Linked DNA regions of Mus musculus: region 2 is linked to region 1. Evidence: chromatin contacts called from ENCODE Hi-C data. All regions are on one chromosome and are shown on one strand. Each heading gives the region's core, a stretch centred on a gene start or an enhancer-like site at or near the end of the contact. The rest is flanking DNA. Distances are from core to core; before and after follow the strand shown.

Region 1 (3,425 bases), core at 283-2,782:
TTCTACTCCAATATGTTTCCAAGGTATCCAGTATAAATCATAGAAAGACCTATTGGGCCCGAACTAGTTGTGATAGATGTGCTACAAGGCAAAACTATGTCCTGGTGTAAACTTTTAGGTTTTTGGGTTTTTACCATTTTATGTATATGCATAATTGGCAACATATATGATTAAACGCAGATATATCATGGAAAGGCACTCACTCTGTAGATAGAAACAACAAAGAAAAGAGAATCACAAATTTCACCCTTTTGCCCCCTCATTCTTTCTGCTTTTGTCCCCCATAAGAGGAAGTCCCTTGAATATCCTCACCCATGAGGCCCAGCATCAGTCTTGACAGTATATTCCTTTTAATCTGTATGATAATGTCTGATCTTGCTTCTTTTGCAAATCAGTGTGAGTCCTTATTTTCAGTTCTTTGGATATGAGACCAAGAGCCTGAAAACACCTAACCTTGACTCCTACACAGGAAGAGGAAGAAGAAGCAATTCCACGGTTCCTGCTAGACAGGAACTTATCTTGGGTACTCAGACCCAAAGGTAGGATTTATGCTAGCAACCAAGGACAGTTTGTGTGCTGTCAGCTGACCTCTCACCCACATGAGGCTCCTCCATTGGGTTAACTGTAGCATCTACCCTGTGTGTTAAGAATAGAAGGGGTGAGCCGGGCGTGGTGGCGCACGCCTTTAATCCCAGCACTCGGGAGGCAGAGGCAGGTGGATTTCTGAGTTCGAGGCCAGCCTGGTCTACAAAGTGAGCTCCAGGACAGCCAGGACTATACAGAGAAACCCTGTCTCGAAAAACCAAAAAAAAAAAAAAAAAAAACAAAGAATAGAAGGGGTGGTAGTAATCCAGCATTAGAGAGGCAGAGGCAGTTGGAGTTTAAGGCTAGCCTGGTCTACATAGTGAGTTCCAGGATAGCCAGAGCTACACAGTGAGACCCTGTCTCAAAACAAACAGAAAAACAAGCAAAAGAGAATTTGCTTGTCAAATCTCCCTTCTGAGGTACTGAAGCTGTCTGGGAAAGTGGTGATCTTGCCTGGGCTGCTCCATTTCTTTCCACAAACCCCTCTCTCCTCAGGTAGCCCTCTGAGGCGGCAAGGCCATTGTTTGGCCGGGGTATATGTTGCATAGTACATATCGTTTCTCCAGACCAAAGAACTTCACTTGATGCCTTTCTTCTCCAACTGTGGTTTAATCATGCACTAAAACAGCAGTTCTCCCAGGACCGTGGCTCATTCACACCCTTCGTGAAAGACAGTGAACTGTGCTAAGCCTCTGTTCCTACTTATGCCTCCCTTATTTGCTGAGATTGAATCAGCTCAGAATACTCACTGAATTCATGCTTGAATCGGGTTGGTTTTTACCCCAGGCCCTTTCACCCATGTTTTATACGCAGTAACAAATCACTTCCTGCTTGTTTAAAAAAAAAAAAAATGTAGAGAGAAAAAAGTTGCCACCAAGCTGGGAACTGTCCCCAGTAGTCTGATGGCTCCTAGCCTGCATCACAGTCTATGCCAGCATCAGCTGATCATTTGGAACAAAATGTCCAAATCTGAGACTGGGATGAGCTCGCTGGATGTGTGGTCTCCAGTGCCGTGGTCCAAACAAATCCTAGCTCCGCCTCTGAAGAGTTGACATTGCCTCCCTCAGGGCCTTCACTTTCCAACCAGCTCGCTAGAGCTAACAAGCATAACATTACTATCTTAAGACTTCTGCCAGGGTCTCATGAGAGGGGTCAGGTCAGAATGCGTCCACACTCTGTTTCCTCAATTTCCTGTCTGAACCTCATTTCTCTCAGCTGTTTAAAAAAAAAATGGATAGAATACTCCCACTTCATTTGCATTACTCACTGAAGGAGAGATTCCTATTCCTCCTAAGATTTGAAAGTGCTGTGTATACAAGGAAATGTGGTGTGACCTTTGGGGCTGCCCCAACTATGTAGTGCTGCTTTGAGAATAGCCATAATCTTAATCCTCAGAAAAGAAGGAGAAGCCACCAGGACCCCGAGGCCAGGCCCTGCCCAGATGTTCTCACGCAGACCAAGTAGGAAAAAGCCAGGCAGGCAACTGCACCTTGTCATTAGTGGGGAAAAGGATCTATAAGGATCTATGGAGTAGGCTGGAGAAACTATTCCTTCTTTCCTGCCTTCCCATTTGGAAACTGCCCCCCCCTCCCAGTCTAGATACACCCTATATGCAGTGGTTGAAAGCACAGTTCCTAGCAAGGAGGCCCTGCCACACCACTGCTGTGTGACTGGGAATAGGTCACTGTTAATCTCTGAGCTCTGAGCTGTCTTTGCCTCTGCCAGTGATGGGTGAACTGCTAACTCAGAGTAGCAGGGCATTGCTCTATGCATAGGAAGCAGCTCAGGGCCAGGCTGACAGAGCTCAGCATCAGCAGGGTGATCTAAAAGCCTGGACACGTGTAGTCAGCTCTCTTGCTGCCTCTGCCCTTGCTTTTACTTTGCAGGACTGAGGCCACAAATCTATCTCTGAGCCTTCAGAAGTGACACAGACATAGCTACTGAAACGTTAAGGTATAACAATCCAGGCACACGCCTTTAATCCCAGCATTTGGGAGGAAGAGGCAGGCAGATTTCTGAGTTCGAGGCCAGCCTGGTCTACAGAGTGAGTTCTAGGACAGCCAGGGCTATACAGAGAAACCCTGTCTCAAAAAAAAAAAAAAAAAAAAAAAAAAAAAAAAAAAAAAAAAAAAAGACAGAAGACCAGGGGCCCTATAGAGTAGGAGAATGCAAATTTTAGCCACATGCAAAAATATCCCCCAAACTTTTGTTGTTTGGGGGGGGGGGGGATGAAGCAGGAGAATCAGGAGTTCAAGGTCATCCTTGGCTGGCTAAACAAAGAGTTCAAGTCTAGCCTTGGCTACATAAACCCTGTCTTAAAGAAAAAGAAAGATAAGTTGAAAATATACAGCAACTATTACTAATAATTGGTGTAAATGTGCTTAGCTGAGAGGCTCTGAGCAAAAGGATGACAAGTAGCACCCCCATTCTGTCCATCTGGGCTGCTAAGCACAAGCCTCCTACACACCAGGCAAAGGCAGAAGGGCAGGTTAACCAGCCGGCACCTGCCAATCCCCATCCCGGTCTTGCTTTCACATCCATTGCACAGATGGGGAAACTGAGCTCCAGCATGGAACAGGACTGCTCTCTGGCTCGTCTGCTAGTCCTGTTCTTCAGGCATCTCAGACCACAGTTTCTTAGCATCTTTGGCCCCTGATGCCTGTCCATGGCCATTTCTGAACATGAATGTGTGCAGCCCCCCACCCCTACCCACACACCCCTTCTCATGGTTGCTCTGGCCAATGATAACAAGATTGGAGATTAGGTGACCTTGCCTCTGGCTGCTCATCCTACTAATACCCATCCCCTAGATAGACTTATCCTAGTTAGGATGTAATCTG
Region 2 (3,597 bases), core at 956-3,455, about 28 Mb after region 1:
TTCCTGCTAACAAGTGGAGTGTGATGTGACAATCTGAGGACTCTGAGAAACCTCTTCTCTCCCCCTCTCCCCTTCCTCTTCCCATCTTAACTAACTTCCTTTCCTCTTTAACTCTAGTGGGTTGGTCTGAAGCTGCTTGTATACAAAGGCTCAGTTCTGTACCCCAAGATTCGGTGGCTTCAAGATGAGCAGATTCTCGCATATACAAGCTTTTGTTGTATAAACCTTGCCCCACAAGTTACCCATGATTGGTCAATAAAGACGCCTACAGCCTGTAGTTGGGCAGAAAAGGGGTAGGCAGGGCTTAGGTTCCTGGGCTTGGGGACTGAGGCAGGAACCATGAGTAGGGAGAAGAGGGAGGAGAAGACAGAATTGCCATGAGATAGATAGAATGTGAGCGCATAGCCACGAAGGCCAGCCTGTTGCAGTAGGAATGGCCCAGATGGAATATGACAAGTGATATACTGGGGTTGATGACAGGAAAGTAGACAGAATAGCAGCTCTGGTGTGTTAAGGTTATTATAAACATAAAGGTTTGTGTCTTCAATTTGGAAACCAAGCAACCTAAGGTGGGATAGGAACCCCCAAATAATATTTACCACAACATGTAACTTTCTTCACTTTTCCCTCCCTTTCCTTCCCTCCCCTTCATTCTTTATGTCCTCCAAACAAAGAAAATAATTGAATTCACGGACTACCTTTTATTTTTAGTTTAAAACAAAATAGGTCTATCAACGTCCCATGAGGGGACAAAAATGAGTTAAAGAGACGGATTGACCTACTTAAATGGAGGGTGCTAACGAGGGAAATGATATTAATTTCAGGACAAAAATCTTTCTCCTGACATTTCTGAGAAGTAGTACACTTGCGTTGCCTCTGAGTATTCCTGGGAAAGTCACACCATACTCCTGGGAAAGCCAAGCCGTAGTTGGTAGGCCATGTGTGGACTATGGGATGGGTGGCTCAGCATGGACTTGCTTTTTTTTGGGGGGGGGGTTGTAGAATTTATTCAGTGACTTGGTCCCTGGGAGCACCCACCCAAGCCAGCTGTTTGAAAAGTGAGAAGCCAGCTAGGGCCTGCTGGCTGCCTCAGTCTCTCTTCTCCCCAAGTGAGCAGGTTCTGACTTTAAAAGAACCCCCCCCCCCCCGCACCTTCCTGGCTGCCCACTGATTGCCCTGGGTCTGTGACAATGATAGTGGCCAGCTGCCAAGGGCCCAGGCTCCAGCCCAGGCAATTCCTTTGCTCCCACCTGCTACTTGAGTCTGCACTCTGGCTCTGTGCCCAGTGATTCTCTAGCACGGAGACATGAGATGCGGGTTTCAGAGTCAGGCAGAGCCCGTCTATGCCAGCATCTCAGAGGTTAGCCCTACAACCTGAGGCAAGCCAGAGAACCTTCCTAGGGTCTGTGTCTGTGAGAAGGAAGGGAACATGACGTACACTTCCCAGAGCTGTTGAGCGATAGGACTCTGATCACAGAGTGACTTATAAGAGAGCACTCACTAAATGGCAAGTGCTTCTCTTTGTGGTGAGAGATTTGGGTTCCGTGTCTGGGGTGACTTTATATCAGTGTGTGTCCTGTACGTGTGTGTGTGTGTGTGTGTGTGTGTGTGTGTGTGTGTGTGTATGTATGTGTGTGTGTGCACATAGGAGCATGCAGGTGTCTGTGCCTATGTGTGCACATGCAGAGGCCAGAGCAGGATTTTGGGTATGTTCCTTTTACTGCCTTGAGATAGACTCTCTCACTGAACCTGAAGCTCACTCTCTCTCAGCTGGACACTCTCAGTGTGGGAAATCTATCTGCCTCTGCATCCTCTAGTGCACCGGTTCCAGGCACATAGAACTATGCCCGGCGTTTTAACTGCGTGCTGGGATTTCAAACTCAGGTCGTCATGTTTGTGGAGCAAGATTTCTTATACACTGAATCATCTCTCCAGGCCCTCTATGCCTTTTCAAAGCTGCAACCTCCTCTCCACATCTTCTTGGGGCAGAAATACATTCCCTGCTGGTAGATGAGACGACTGGAGATAGAAGAAGACATGAGGAACCACCAACCATACCAGCCAGGAAGCAGCAAAGGCTGGCTTCGAACCCAGTGCACCCCGGGTTTTGAATCCCAGTTCCGGAAAGCCACTGGGGCGGCCTCTTTGATCTCCCAAAGCTGCTGTCCAACAGTGTGCCAAGGGGAGGGCGGAGAAGCTGCTCTCCAGGCCAGCCCCTCCTCACCCGCCGCCCAGGGCCGGCTGGCGGCCAGCGGGAGGCATTCCAGAGGCTGCCTGCCTGTGCTCACGCCTGAGGAATGTCTTGCGAAGTCGCGCCTAAGCCCTCTGTGTCTGACTCATCATCTCTCCGTCTCCAGGAGTGTCAGAGAAGAGCTCCCTTAATCCCTCCTGTCCTCGGTCCCAGGCTTTCATTTGTCAAACTAAAAATATTCCCTCCAGGAACCTCCTTTAGCCAGGGGCTGAAGGAGGTACAAGGGGGATGACATTTTCAGCGTCACTTCCTGACAGCGCCTCCCTATTGTTCCCTGGGCCAGGGGCAGCCAGCGGCAGCGAGGGGCCTCTGTCATTTTTGGGCCATAGCCAGCAGTCCAACTTTTTCTTCTGTAAGCACCTTCCTTTTTCCATGCGGGGAGGGAAGCTGAGATGGCCCGTCAGCCTGACAGGCAGCCTTGCCCCTGGTCCCTTGGGGCTGCCTCGTGATTCATGCCAGGTGAGGACTCTAGAAATGCCAAGTTCATTTCCTTTGCCGCCCGAGGGGAGGGTGGGCTGGCACGGTTCGTACTTGTCTGCGAGGCTGGTTTAACTACTGATGAAGAGGTGGGGAGTTTGAAGGTAAAGGAGAAAATGAGGAAATCCAGTGTGCTGGTGTCTTAGTTGAGACAGATAGTCATGGGCTCCCTGCGTGGGAAGGTAGCGACGGAGGGTAGCTGATGAGGCTTGCCTCTCTTTCCTTTCCTCACCTTGTTACTCCTGGCACAGCCACACTCCTCACGCTCCACACATTAACCTGGTCAGAAATCTTGGCTCAAAGGGATAAAGCGACCTCCTTGGGACACTGTGGGTTCTCCTTGGCTGGTACTTGCTCACTGGTCAAATGGTGCAGCAGCTCAGATTTGCAGGTCCTGATTCCATCAACAGAAGCCGTGTGAGCCCCAGTGAGGTTCCTCACCTCTGAGCCTCATCACAGCCTTCTTCACCTGTGGACAGCGCCTGTTCCCCCAGGCTTTCATGAAGACGTAAACTGAATTATATGCTGCTCACCACTTAATGAGGACCGAGTCTAAACTGTTCCAATCACTATCCTCCCGTAAGACTCAACAACAGAACCTGCTACACCCTTGCAATCAGGAGCCCTGGCTATAAGTTCATTAGCCTTTACTACTATGTGGCTTGAGGCAAATCCCCTAACATGGGCGGGTCACATGCGCTTATTTGTGACAAGCAGGGTTTGGACCTGCTTTCCTCTTCTTGGACCTAAAAATTCCTCAATTGTGGGCATGCTCAGTATTAGATGCCAATGGAAAGTTTCTTCCTTGTGTGTTATTTAATTTTTTTTCCCTAAACAAAGAGAGGACGCTTATTTGACTCACTGTTTTG

What was found. A loop is a pair of places that touch in the nucleus more often than their neighbours do.
Region 2: a map of T-helper 17 cell shows a loop between it and region 1 (148-fold over the local background). The contact joins two enhancer-like sites. A Hi-C loop is called at or near these places in 5 of 37 maps with a recorded cell type or tissue (T-helper 1 cell, T-helper 17 cell, T-helper 2 cell and 1 more).

What each region holds. Positions count from the first base shown.
Region 1 is chr11:61,589,116-61,592,540 of GRCm38, forward strand. No RefSeq gene overlaps it. Among named protein-coding and RNA genes, the nearest start is that of Epn2, 11 kb to the left of the region's middle. Within about 2 kb of position 1,533, at least 1 of the 3 ENCODE cell types and tissues checked has a DNase peak (open chromatin) inside an H3K27ac peak, as active enhancers do.
Region 2 is chr11:89,184,791-89,188,387 of GRCm38, forward strand. No RefSeq gene overlaps it. Among named protein-coding and RNA genes, the nearest start is that of Gm38759, 65 kb to the left of the region's middle. Within about 2 kb of position 2,206, at least 2 of the 3 ENCODE cell types and tissues checked have a DNase peak (open chromatin) inside an H3K27ac peak, as active enhancers do.